Regions from separate parts of the Homo sapiens genome. Here regions 2, 3 and 4 are each linked to region 1. Evidence: chromatin contacts called from ENCODE Hi-C or POLR2A ChIA-PET data. All regions are on one chromosome and are shown on one strand. The core of a region is the stretch at or near the end of the contact, and the rest is flanking DNA. Distances in the headings are between cores, read along the strand shown. Region 1 holds the start of FGF9 (fibroblast growth factor 9). Region 2 has its middle 25 kb from the start of LINC01072. Region 3 holds the start of IFT88 (intraflagellar transport 88). Region 4 overlaps CRYL1 (crystallin lambda 1).

Evidence for each region. A loop is a pair of places that touch in the nucleus more often than their neighbours do. ChIA-PET counts read pairs that join two places held with the same protein, here RNA polymerase II (POLR2A). Pooled maps may share reads with other maps.
Region 2: a loop to region 1 is called in a pooled map, with 7 times the contacts of the local background. The contact joins the enhancer-like site here to the promoter of FGF9 in region 1. A Hi-C loop is called at or near these places in 5 of 50 pooled maps. POLR2A ChIA-PET finds 5 or more read pairs at or near these places in 2 of 52 experiments (activated naive CD8-positive, alpha-beta T cell and common myeloid progenitor, CD34-positive).
Region 3: a loop to region 1 is called in a map of CD8-positive, alpha-beta T cell, with 33 times the contacts of the local background. The contact joins the promoter of IFT88 here to the promoter of FGF9 in region 1. A Hi-C loop is called at or near these places in 2 of 168 maps with a recorded cell type or tissue (CD8-positive, alpha-beta T cell and naive thymus-derived CD4-positive, alpha-beta T cell) and 9 of 50 pooled maps. POLR2A ChIA-PET finds 5 or more read pairs at or near these places in 1 of 52 experiments (activated T-cell).
Region 4: a map of naive thymus-derived CD4-positive, alpha-beta T cell shows a loop between it and region 1 (17-fold over the local background). The contact joins the enhancer-like site here to the promoter of FGF9 in region 1. A Hi-C loop is called at or near these places in 1 of 168 maps with a recorded cell type or tissue (naive thymus-derived CD4-positive, alpha-beta T cell) and 4 of 50 pooled maps. POLR2A ChIA-PET finds 5 or more read pairs at or near these places in 1 of 52 experiments (activated T-cell).

The regions. Positions count from the first base shown.
Region 1 is chr13:21,669,482-21,672,627 of GRCh38, forward strand. It overlaps FGF9 (fibroblast growth factor 9), which reads left to right and starts at 1,592. Exons shown (of 3, transcript NM_002010.3): 1 at 1,592-2,708. The coding sequence starts at 2,432. RefSeq lists silencers at 410-669, 1,450-1,499, 1,520-1,579.
Region 2 is chr13:20,126,221-20,129,430 of GRCh38, forward strand. No RefSeq gene overlaps it. Among named protein-coding and RNA genes, the nearest start is that of LINC01072, 25 kb to the left of the region's middle. RefSeq lists an enhancer at 1,405-1,454 and a silencer at 1,905-2,124. Within about 2 kb of position 1,496, at least 27 of the 41 ENCODE cell types and tissues checked have a DNase peak (open chromatin) inside an H3K27ac peak, as active enhancers do.
Region 3 is chr13:20,565,606-20,568,719 of GRCh38, forward strand. It overlaps IFT88 (intraflagellar transport 88), which reads left to right and starts at 1,552. Exons shown (of 26, transcript NM_006531.5): 1 at 1,552-1,651. It overlaps LOC105370103 (a long non-coding RNA gene), which reads right to left and starts at 1,424. Exons shown (of 6, transcript XR_941725.3): 1 at 1,071-1,424. RefSeq lists silencers at 1,252-1,661, 1,757-1,945.
Region 4 is chr13:20,474,894-20,478,024 of GRCh38, forward strand. The region is part of intron 3 of CRYL1 (crystallin lambda 1); the gene reads right to left. Among named protein-coding and RNA genes, the nearest start is that of MIR4499, 43 kb to the left of the region's middle. RefSeq lists enhancers at 1,213-1,412, 1,483-1,532. Within about 2 kb of position 1,683, at least 9 of the 41 ENCODE cell types and tissues checked have a DNase peak (open chromatin) inside an H3K27ac peak, as active enhancers do.

The DNA of each region.
Region 1 (3,146 bases), core at 342-2,841:
CCCCGGAGGGCAGGGGAAGGTCGCTCCAGGTCGCTGGCACCTCCAGCGCCCCCGAAATCTGCAAATTCATCGCTCCCTTTCGTCTTCAGGCGAAGCCCTCCCGTCCGGAGTAGGGCCAGCCCCAGTTATGCATCTCCAGCCTTTAGCTGACTACTAAGGCGGATCCGACTTCTCCCCCATAACCAGGTTTTGATTCGCTTCCCCACCGCAGGGGTTCAGTCTCTGCTTTCGACTTTGCTTCTCAGTTGCACGCCCCGCAGTGTGGAGCTGCGCTCAAGTCTCGGCAACTTTCACCATCTTGACCCGAGAGTCGGGCCGTTTCTAAGACAATGTGAACAAAGAGGAGCAGGGGGAGGGAAGGGGGGCCCCGCGGGAGGGCTGTGGGCGAGTGTGTGTGTGTGTGTGTGTGTGTGTGTGTGTGTGTGTGTGTTGGGGGGCGCCGCGCTCCGCGCCCGCCGCCACTGGGGATCCGGGCGCAGGCAGGCTGTCCCGGGCGCAGAGCGCGCCGCCTCCAGTCTCTCTGGCGGGCCCGGCCCGGCAGGGCCCCTGGCGGCCCCCGGAGGCGGGTTTCTTTGTCCCTGACTCCCGCTGGGCGCGAAGGCCGCCGGCGGCTAACAGAAACCCGAGCCCGCGCAACGGAGCTCAGGCTTCCACGTGCGGCCCCGCAGGGCAGAGCAGGAAGGAGCGGCTGCAGCCCCGGGGCGCCCCGCAAGCATCCAGTGCCCGGCCCTCCCAGCTCCGCGGCGGGCTTCGGACGGTGGAGTGAGACACCAGAACTCGCCTTTCGCTTCCCCGAGCCGATGCACGGCTTGGGATGGCGCCGCTCGTCCTAAGCAGCGTGGTTTGAGGGCGAGAAGACGCCTACTGGAGCGCTCCCCTCCACCCAGACTCCCGAAGACGCGCGCCCGAGTCGAAGTCGGGGACAGAGAAGGTTCTCTGGCGCCCCCCTGCCGACTGCTTTGCGGCCGCCGGGACCCGAGCAGCGGGGCGGGACCTAAACATAGCCCCAACCCAAAGATGCCCAGCAGAACGCTCCAAACAAAACAGAAACGGTGGCCGCATCTGCGTGTGTGTGTGTGTGTGTGTGTGTGACGGGGGAGAGGAGTTGATCTTACCTGAAACATAGTTTGCGCTTCTGTGTGTGTGGCCGAAGAATGGAAGAGAAACTGCCATGGCCATCCGAGTCCATTAAATCAACTCCCCTTCCCTCCGACTCTCTCAACTCAGTCATATTCTATAATACAACGCAAGGTTACAGAGCCCCAGTGAAAACTAGTTTCCCAGTTTCACTCTGACCCTCCATCAATGTAGCCAGCCAGCTAGATTGTAGGTTACCGGCTTCTATTCTGCAGGAGAACTTTGAGTCTCGGGAGACTCAGGGTTTCTTCCTCCCGCCTCTCGCAGTGCATCTTTCATTTGCTTTTCTTTGTAAAGCCAGGGCTCCTCGACTGCCTCCCAGGAAGTCCTGCGCTCTGGCGCGCCGCACCTCGCCTGCCGCAGAGCGGCGCGGGCAGTAAGCCGGGCGCTAGGACCGCGGGGAGCCCGGGCTGCGGCGGCGCTACCTTAAACCCAGCCCAATGCCGCTGCCTGCGCCACTCTGCGCGCCGGCGGGGGCTGCGCAGGAGGAGCGCTCCGCCCGGCTACAACGCTCCGCGAGCCGGCGCGGCAACACCTGTTCGCGGCAGCCTGGGCGGCACGCGAGCTCCCGGACGCGGCTCTCCTCGCTCGCCGCTCGCCACCCGTTCTAAGCCAATGGACATCTGCCGAGCCTCTGGAGAATCCTGGATACTAGCTTTGGACGCCTAAAGTTTCTTCTTCTTTTTGTTTTATTATTATTATCATTTTTTGGAGGGGGGACCGGGAGGGGAGATTTGTCGCCGCCACCAACGTGAGATTTTTTTTTCCCCTTGAAGGATTCATGCTGATGTCTGCAGAGTCGGTTAGAGAGTAAAAACAGCGCATGCCTTCCTGGAGTCAGGATCCGTAAATTCTGACGTAGCCCGTGCATCTTAAAAATCCCTATAATAACGCCTAGGCATTTAAGTTGCTATGGTCATTCTGATCTCAAACCAAATGGAGAAACTACGGATTTTTTTTCCTTATTACGGTCGGATGGGATGAAGACCTTCCTGCCTGCTAAGAGCTGGGGATCTATCTATAGAGATACATAGATATGTTTATCAATATGTCAGTGTGTGAGTATAAAGTGGTGGTTTCTTAGACTATCAGTGGTTTGACCTTGAACCTGTGCCAGTGAAACAGCAGATTACTTTTATTTATGCATTTAATGGATTGAAGAAAAGAACCTTTTTTTTCTCTCTCTCTCTGCAACTGCAGTAAGGGAGGGGAGTTGGATATACCTCGCCTAATATCTCCTGGGTTGACACCATCATTATTGTTTATTCTTGTGCTCCAAAAGCCGAGTCCTCTGATGGCTCCCTTAGGTGAAGTTGGGAACTATTTCGGTGTGCAGGATGCGGTACCGTTTGGGAATGTGCCCGTGTTGCCGGTGGACAGCCCGGTTTTGTTAAGTGACCACCTGGGTCAGTCCGAAGCAGGGGGGCTCCCCAGGGGACCCGCAGTCACGGACTTGGATCATTTAAAGGGGATTCTCAGGCGGAGGCAGCTATACTGCAGGACTGGATTTCACTTAGAAATCTTCCCCAATGGTACTATCCAGGGAACCAGGAAAGACCACAGCCGATTTGGTAGGTATACCATTAACCCTTTAGTGTCCATGAGATGACATGTTGAAATTATAACTACCAAGAAGGTGGTGGCCGGGTGGGGGACGTGGGAAGGGTTCTCCCCTCCTCCCCTCTTTCTCTGTATCTCTGTCTCTCTCTCTCTCTGTCTTGCCAGCTCCGAAAAAAAAATGCCTCCGGAATTGCAGATCTGCTGCTGGCACTGATGCAAGTATACACTGAAAGGCCCCCTACTTTTAATTTAAAGGGGGGCATAATTTATAAATATAATACAAGTTTCCAGTTCTTTTGCATCAGATACACGGGTTTAGGAAGTTTCTTTTGAATGGACTGATTGCACGAGTTTAAAGCTTTAATCATTAACTACTAAGAACTTAATGCAGTTTCTTGAAGGCAGTGGGTATCTTGTGCCCAAATTAAGGTTTTTTTCCTTTCCCCCTT
Region 2 (3,210 bases), core at 246-2,745, 1.5 Mb before region 1:
GCAGTTAAGTAACTTTGGGAATTATCTAGGTTGCAGGTATATTCGTGCCTGTCTTTGCCTTGTAAATAATGGACATTATTGGCTGTCATTTTTGTTTGTTTGTTTGTTTGTTTGAGATGGAGTCTCCCTCTGCTACCCAGGCTGGAGTGCAGTGGCACGAGCTCAGCTCACTGCAACCTCTGCCTCCCAGGTTCAAGTGATTCTCCTGCCTCAGCCTCCCATGTAGCTGGGATTACAGGCACCTGCCACTACTCCCAGCTAATTTTTTTTTTTTTTTTTTGTATTTTTAGTAGAGATGGGGTTTCACCATGTTAGCCAGGCTGGTCTCAAACTCCTGACCTCACATGATCCATCCGCCTCGTCCTCCCAAAGTGCTGGGGTTACAGGCGTGAGCCACTGTGCCTGGCCCCAGGAATCTATTTTTAACAAGGCCTCCAAGTGACTCTTGGGTAAGCTAAAATTAGAGAAGCAGTAGGCTACTATGAAACGGAGCCTCTAGTTTTAGGAAGTGCTCAGCTCACACAAACGTGGGTAGCATCGTTGCTCAGCGTCATCTCTTTGGACTGCAATCCCCTCCCAGTGATCCTGGATTTCTGGATGCGGCTGTTTTCAAAGCGCAGGGTATTTTCAGCAGGATCTCACCATAGTGGGCCCCACCATGCCCAGGCTGAGAGCTCTGCCTGCTCTGTTAGTGAGGAGGTAGGGGTGCCGACCCGCCTTTCTGACCCTACCCCCTCCCTTCTCTCCTCTCACCCCCCTCCTCTACCTCTCACCACACCCAAACCTCCTTTCTTGATGGCAAGCATCGCTTCTGTACCCCTGCGGCTCCCTTGGCTCTAGTGTTAGTCACAGCTTAGTGGAGGAGCTGTGGGCTTGCATCTGAGGACCTGGGCTTCAGCTGGGGGTCTGCCATTTACCAACCGTGCTTATTAACCCACAGTCCTTCCCGGAGCCACTGCTTATGTTTTCTGCATCCTGGTGTGACCTCAAGCAAGTCTTTAGGCCACGTTTTTTCCTTCAGACCAAAGCTTTTTTTATTTTTTATTTATTTTCTTTCTTTCTTTTTTTTTTTTTTTTTTTAGACAGGGTCTCCTTCTGTTGCCCAGGCTGGAGTGCAGTGGCGCCATCATAGCTCACTGCAGCCTCCACACCCCCCACCCTCCTCACCCTCACTAGTAGTTGGGACTACCTACAGGCGTTGCATCACCATGCCCGGCTAATTTTTTTTTAAACTTGTTTTGGAGGCGGGGTCTCACTGTGTTTCTCAGGCTGATCTTGAACTTTTGCACTCAAGTGATCCTAACACTTCGGCCTCCCAAAGTGCTGGGATTATAGGCGTGAGCCATGTGCAGGACCTGGACCAAGTCTTGATTCTCTCTGGTTCCTCCCAACTGAAACATCAGGATGCCGCCCCGGGTGTCCATGGGGCTGGGGAAGTTGCTGAGCAACCTTGCCCTGCGAGAGCGAAGGCGGGCGTGTCCCTCGGGGGCGTACCCCGAGTGGGCAGCAGGGCCAGCCCGCGCGTCCCTCAGGGTCAATGCTGGGGCCCTGAGGGTGAGGTCAGCTGTGAGGTGAGGTCTGGTGGCCGAGGGGAGGTGCCCAGCGTGCGCGTCCGCATCCGGCGGGCGACAGAGCAGCCCCGGAACAGGAGCTTCCCGGCACCGGCCGTGGCGTGGCGCCCTCCGCTGGGCCGTTCTCCCCCGCAGCCGCTAAGTCAGCATCGCCTACTTTCCCACTCTCGAGTTTGCCCCTCTTTGCTGCCCGGCAGCTGGGTGTCCCATGTCCCCTGCCCGCCAGTGTGCGACCGCGGCCTCCCGCGGGGCGGTGACGGCCCCTCTCCTTCAGCCTGACCGCCGCCAGCTCCCTCGGCGTGTCCGGGGTGGCCAGGCCTTGTTTAGAGTAGCTCCAGCGTTTGAATCGCGCAGGCACAAGAAGGCCGTCTCCTCACCGCGGGCCAGCGGGGCCGGCCAGGGCCCGGGCGGAGGGGGAGCCCGGGTTCCGCGGTCGGGTTGTGGGGCCGGCGCTGACCTCACCGCATGGGCCCCTGCGGCCGCCGTGGCTTCTCACGCGGCCTGACTTTGGACTCGAGTGCAGGCTCTTAGCTGAATCTCTGTGTAGACAGGGTGGGTGGGACTCCGCCCTGGGGTGGCGCTGGGGGCTCGGGTCTCCCGCCGCAGGCCTGTCAGCGGGGCGCTTCCCGTCGATTCCAGGAGCGCCCGCGTCTCTGCTCAGCGCCACGAGTCCAAGCGTGGGGGAGGACGAGACTTTCAAGGCGGGGGGTGACAGTGCCATCCAGCCCAGAATACCCACCCCCAGTGGCGGGCTGCCGTGCCCAGGCCCTGATCCCTGCCCCTGCAAACATCACTTTCTATCGCCCACGGGGCTCTGCAGATGTGGCCAGGCTAAGGGTCCAGAGTTAGGGAGATTGTCCTGGATGATCCGGGCGGACCCTAAATGTCATCAAAGTGTCCTCGTAGGAGAGGGAGAGGAGGCGACCGTGGGGGCAGAGGCTGGAGGACCGCGGCGCCCGGGACCTGCCCGCACCTGACTGCAGCCAGGTGGCGCCGATTCCGGACGCCCAGAACTCTGTGGGAATGCAGCTGTACTGTGCGGCGTGTAAACCACCGCATCTGTGGGATTTTGTTAAAGCAGCCACGGGACCACTCCACCCCCTCCAGCTGTGGTCCTTTACCCGGCGGCGGCCACCTGGCAGCAGCCCGGTTCCCCATCCTGCGGGGTTCCTCCCGCCCGCAGACCGGCTCGGCCATAAAAACCTTGCTGAGAATCAAAGAGAGAGAAATATATGGAACGGAAGAGTCGACGATTTTGTGTAAAGTTTAGGGTTTGTATTCATCGATATATATTTACATATATGCACACGCAAATATGTATGTTTCCTTTGAACTCAACTTTATTGGCACAAAATTTACATATAACAATATAGATTTATTTTAATGATGCAGTTTAGTGAATTTTGAAAAACCTCCATACCTGTGCAGCCGCCACCATCGCGGTGGTGAGGACGGAGGCGGCTCTGGAGCTTACCCCTGGAGTGCGTGTGGTTAGAGAAGCCTTGAGACTCGGGCTCCCATCGGTGATGCTAAGTTTTCATTTTTCTTAAGAAAAATGTTCTTCCGGCCGGGCGCGGTGGCTCATACCTGTAATCCCAGCACTTTGGGAGGCCGAGGCTGGCGGGTCACGAGGTCAGGA
Region 3 (3,114 bases), core at 302-2,801, 1.1 Mb before region 1:
AAACTTTATTTATAATGCTGGCAAGCCTAAAATTTGTAGGTCAAGTTAGAGACCCAGGAAAGAGCTGAAGGCAGTCTGGGGGCAGGATTCCTTCTTCCTCAGAGGACCTTAGTCTTTTCTCTTATGACCTTCCCTTGACGGGATGAGGCCAACCCACCTTGTGGAGGACCAACTGCTTTACTCAAGTCTAATTTAACTGTTAATCACATCTTAAAAAATACCAGCTATCATAGTACTCCAGAACAAAGGCAGTCAGTGTCTCTGCTCACAAAACACGGGAAAGTGCAGGTGACCCATGGAGAATTGTCCCCCAACACTATGTTTTTTCTTTTTTTGGATGGAGTTTCGCTCTTGTCACCCAGGCTGGAGTGCAATACCACCATCTTGGCTCACTGCAACCTCTACCTCCTGGGTTCAAGAGATTCTCCTGCCTTAGCCTCCTGAGTAGCTGGGATTTATTACAGGCGCCTGCCACCTCGCCGGGCTAATTTTTGTATTTTTAGTAGAGACAGGGTTTCACCACGTTGGCCAGGCTGGTCTCCAACTCCTCACCTCAGGTGATCCGCCAGCCTCAGCCTCCCAAAGTGCTGGGATTATAGGCATGAGCCACTGCGCCCGGCCAACACTACTTATTTTATAAAAACTCATTAATTACTGGTGTCTTTAGACTCCCTCTGTCCCTCCCCTCCATCCCCAACATTTACTTTTAAAATTTAAGACAAAACTTAAACATTAAACAATTATGAATTTAATTCCCCCATTTATATTACATTGATTAAGCTTTACACTATGACCCAGGTTCTAGGTGGTTGGGACACAATGGTTCAATCCCTGTCTAGTAAATAAAACGGACACCTTAAGCGCTACAATCAAGGTGCGCACGGGGTGCTACAGAACAATACGCAGACAGGAGGAGGTGGGGGGAAAGGTGAGACTTCCCAGGCAGGTGTCATCCCAGAATAACTTTTACACAGGGTGACTAAGCGAGTTAGTGACTGCGCGGAAAACGGGCTTCCAAGGTTCACAAGGCTCGTGCTGCGGCTCCGGGAGTTATGTCACAGTAAGCTTACTATCATCCTTTGGGCATCTGCTTTACGGATGAGTTCATCAGGATTTAAAGGATCTTGGTTCCATATCCTTCCCCTTCCTCACAGAGGCCGCCAGCCCGGAGCCCCTCTAGGCCCTCCTCCCTCCTGCATCTACTGGCCGCGAGCCTTTCCCTCCCCGCCCCCTTCACACAGGCCGCCCCCAGCCTCCCAACCCCCCGGTTCCGTTCCACGGGAGGCCCCGGCCTCCCTGCCCTCTCCTCCACCGTTCTACCCGCATCGCCCGGCTTCCCGCAAGCCGCTGGCACCGTCCCCTCAACACCCTCCGCCCACCGCCACTCCCTTCCACTGAGGGGGACCGGGCTGCCTTCTCTCTGACCCGCCGTTCTCCGCCCCCACCCACTTCCCCAGGCCTCCCGCACCACCCCCTTCCCGCCGCGCTCTCTCCCGCCCCCGCGCTTCCGGCCCCGCCCGCCCCCGCGCGGAGGACTGTGGGAGCGGCTTCCTTGGATTCCGCGCTTGGCAACGGCTCGGCGTCGCGCTTTGGCCAACCGCTGCGTCGTCCCTGGGCCCGAATAACTGTCGCCCGCTTCCCTCAGCGTGAGGTAGGAGAAGGGCGCTGGGGCCTAGTGCCTCAGGGCCCCTGGCAGCCGTGCCCCTGCGGCGTCCTGTGTGGCGCATCCCGCCGAGGGCCTCTTCGCCCGTCTCCTGCCCGCCCCTGTCGGCCCCGGGGCGGTCTGAGGCGGGGCCCCAGATGGACTCGGCCTGCCCCTGCTTTTCTTCCTCAGGCTCCCGAGTTGTCTACTCAGAAACGCGGGCGTTGTTTCTCACATCGGTGTCCCCAGCTCACAGGCTTTTCTTGCTCCTCTGAACTGGGACGGGCGTCGCTGACCGCTTGGCGATGTCCCAAGTCCCAGTCACGCCTGACGGGGAAACTTAAAACCCAGTTAGATTACTGCGCCAGCTCTGGAATCGCACAGCAGAGATGGTGCACATCGCTCTTTAATTTTCTTGTTAGGTGAAGCACTTCAAATTGCCTGATGAAAGTTGAATCAGGAATGAAGATAAAAGTACACAACAATGCAGAAAGCGGTACTTAGCCTCACAAAGATGGAAACATTCCAAAAACGTGAAGTACTGTTGTCCCAAGATTCTTTCTAAGCCTAAAATTACACTTTTACTAGTCCGATTTTCTGGTTGTGAGTTTTTTTTGTTTGTTTTTTTTTTTTCGAGAAACTGCAGTAGGCTTCTTGGAAGTAGACCAAGGGTGTCCAATCTTTGGCTTCCCTGGGCCACATCGGAAGAAGAATTGTCTTGGGCCACACATGAAATTCACAAACACTAAGGTAGCCGATGAGCTTTAAAAAAAATCGCAAAAAAGAATCTCATAATGCTTCCAGAAAGTTTACGAATTTGTGTTGGGCCACATTCAAAGCCGTCCTGTGCCACGTGCGGGCCGGGGTTGGAAAAGCTTGAAGTAGACTGTCCATAGTCAGTAGAAGAGTATTAAAAAACATACCTTTCACTTAAAAAAAAAAAAGGTTTTGCCAGCATTTGATTTATATTAAACATAGGTGGCATCATCCCCAGATTATTTCAACATGGAAAAGTTTGTTACATGTATAAGCTGCTTTGGAAATTGCCTGGAGAATCCAGAAACCCTGGGTTGTATAACAACAGTTGTTCTGCCACCCATAGCTATTAGCCATGCTTGATTCCCTTCAACTTTCCTGGCCTCACTTTCCACATCTTTTAATATTTGTATGTTCCACAAGATGTCTATTCAACTAAAGTCTCAAGTCAAACCTTTTAAAAATCTGGTTACAACCTAGCAGAAAGGATTTCTCATTCTAAAAGTTGCTTCCTTCTATAACTTATGTGTCAACTAAGCTGACTTAAATAGGGTTCATAATCAGAAATTATGGTTCAGAATAGTGGTTCTCAAAGTGGTCCCCAGACCAGTAGCCTCAGCATCACTTGGGTTTAAGAACCACTGGTTTAGTATTATCTGAGCTAAAGCTTTTAATTAAAAATATTTTATATATCTTTTACCAGTGACTTTTAATAC
Region 4 (3,131 bases), core at 433-2,932, 1.2 Mb before region 1:
GTGATTCAGCTCCCAAAGTCTCAGGGACAAGGCTCCCCTGCCTCAGGGTCAAGCAAGCTCCGAACTCTTGGTCCATCCACTCTAGCTTCTAACAGCCCAGCATCTGGACCCGTGCGCAGCCTCCTTCACCCTCCAACACCCGGAACACAGGGCAGCAAAGTCCTCTCGCGATGTCCATTGCCCAGAGTGGCGAGTCAGAAGTCAGCCTCACAGACAGGATGGCCATCACCAGGCTACAGGGACAGGGAAGGAGCAGACAACTGGACAGGGAGGAGGGAGCCATCCGCCACCTCAGGAGCACCGGGAAGAGGGCCTCCCCGCATTCCCAGACCCCATCACACCCCGTGTCTCTCCCTCCCTGGCAGGGGTGGCAGGCATGCAGGTTCCAGCTGGAGTCCAAGCGACCTGGCCCAAAGGCTGATTCCACCTTTGGGCTCTGGGGTGAGATCTTTATCCTGTCATTTCTAAACAGATAATCCATTCAGTCATCAACAAATGTTTATTAAGTTCCTGCCTCATGCCAGGCACTGTTTTAGGTACTGGAAAAACAGCAGTAGATAAAGCAATCAAAAATATTCCTGAGGTGTGCAGGCAAAAATGATTGGGGGTGGAGAGTGGGTATGGCATGGAATAAATACTAGCACCCACTTTACGGGGGTGTCGTGAGGACTGAAGTGGGTCATTTTGTGTTAAGAGTGTGGCACAGGACCTGGTCCATGGTAAGGGATGGATGCACAGTAGTTCCCATTAGCTGCGGGTCATAGGCCAAGACTAAAGAAGAGCCATATCAGCCTCAGGAGGCCTTGGGAACAGAGGGGAATCACCTGATGCTGTGCAACTGGCTCTGGCCAGGCTCAGAGAAACCAGGGACCCTTTCAGCGGAAGATTCCCACCCACCACCTACCAACTAGGATGGCAAGATAGCAAGTGCCTTCAAACGCGAGCAAAGCAAGAAGCAAAAGGCCGCAGGACGAGTCCCGGTGACATATCCACAAATCACAGGCAGAGAGCCTGTTAAAGGAAGGCTGTGTAAGTGTACTCAGTCAGTGGAAAGTGGACTTGCTCCAGGAAGGCCACAGCCTCATCCTGGCCTGTGTCACCTGCCCCACGCACACGGCAGTTCCGGGGCAGGTCCTGCGCACGCGGCAGGAAGGAAGGAAACCACAGTAGGTCTCTCAGAGGAAACCACAGTAGCAGCCTCCTCTGCCAAAACAACAGAAATAGCTACTCCAGTGTCCCAGGTGTCTTCCCACACACAAATGTGCAATGCGATACTTGCTGAACGCCAGGGCCTCTGAAAGGCAGGAAGGTAATTAGCTGGGAGTGGTGGCATGTGCCTATAATCCCAGCTACCAGGAGGCTGAGGCAAGAGAATCACTGGAACCCGGGAGGCAGAGGCTGCAGTGAGCCAAGATCGCGCCACTGCACTACAGCCTGGGTGACAGAGCAAAACTCCATCTCAAAAAAAAAAAAAAAAAGGAAAAACGAAAGGCAGGAAGGTCTCTGCTGGGCAGCAGGGACTGATACAGGTCAACCAGACCCATAAGAGGTGAAAGGCCGCCCCTTGAAAGAAACCTTTTGATTTCCCCCAGTGGTTCAAACAGACTTACTGGGCAACAAGTCTTTGAATATTGACTTTCAAATGAAAATAAACACAGCAAGGCAGCTCTGCGTCAGCAGATATGCTCCCAGCGTGCTGATACCGCTAGGTGAGCAGCAGGGAGCCCAAGCCGGAAGAAAAACATGCAGCAGGGCCAGCACCGAGTTCTGCAGGTGTCCCTTACTTTTCATTAACATGAAGCTCCCAGATTCCCGCTTATGCCTCATACCTCTTAAAAACGCAGGCTCAGCAGGGCGAGGTAGCTTATGCCTGCAATTCCAGCACTTTGGGAGGCCAAGCTGGAGGATTGTTTAGGCCCAGGAGTTCAAGACCAGCTTGGACAACACAGTGAGACCTCGACTCTACTAAAAAATTACCTGGGTGTAGGCCGGGTGCGGTGGCTCACGCCTGTAATCCCAGCACTTTGGGAGGCCGAGGCGAGTGGATCACGAGGTCAGGAGATCGAGACCATCCTGGCTAACATGGTGAAAGCCCGTCTCTACGAAAAATACAAAAAATTAGCCGGGCGTGGTGGCGGGCGCCTGTAGTCCCAGCTACTCGGGAGGCTGAGGCAGGAGAATGGCATGAACCCGGGAGGCAGAGCTTGCAGTGAGCCAAGATCGTGCCACCGCGCTCCAGCCTGGGCGACAGAGCGGGACTCCGTCTCAAAAACAGCAACAAATAATTACCTGGGTGTGGTGACACATGCCTGTAGTCCTAGCTACTCGGGAGACTGAGGTGGGAGGATCGCTTGAGCCCAGGAGTTCAAGACGTCAGTGAGCTATGATCACACAGCTACATTCCAACCTGGGCAGCAGAGCAAGACCTTGACTCTAAAAATCTTAAGTAATTAATTTATATATATATATAATATTTGTATAAACTAGGCACTGTTTTAGGTGTTGGAGAAATAGCAGTAGGTAAAACAATCAAAAATATTCCTGAGGTGTGCAGGCAACAATGATTGGGGTTGGAGAGCGGGCATGGCATGGAATAAATACTAGCACCCACTTTACATGGGCGTCCTGAGGACTGAAGTGGGTCATTTTGCATAAAATGGGCGGCACAGGACCTGGCCCATAGTAAGAGATTGACACACAGTAGGTATATATACAGGCAGGCTCCATGGTGTATTTAATATTACATATTATCATTTAATAATGTTTAAAATTAAATATATAAAAATATTTTTAAAAATATATTAAAAATATATATAATAAATTTTAAAAAATTATTTTTATATTATATATTATTTTGTATACTAGATAATATATAATTGTATAATAGATAATATATAATATTCCATTATGTATTCTATTATATATTATACTAAAATATAATATACTATAGTATATAGATAGTATAATATATATTATATGATAATATATAATACTATACTATAAATACTACCATATGTATTATAGTATATATTACAGTATATTATATATTATCATTTTATAATATATATATTACGTAGTTATATATATATATATGTATATAAAAATATATATGGGCAGGCTCCATGGTGTAT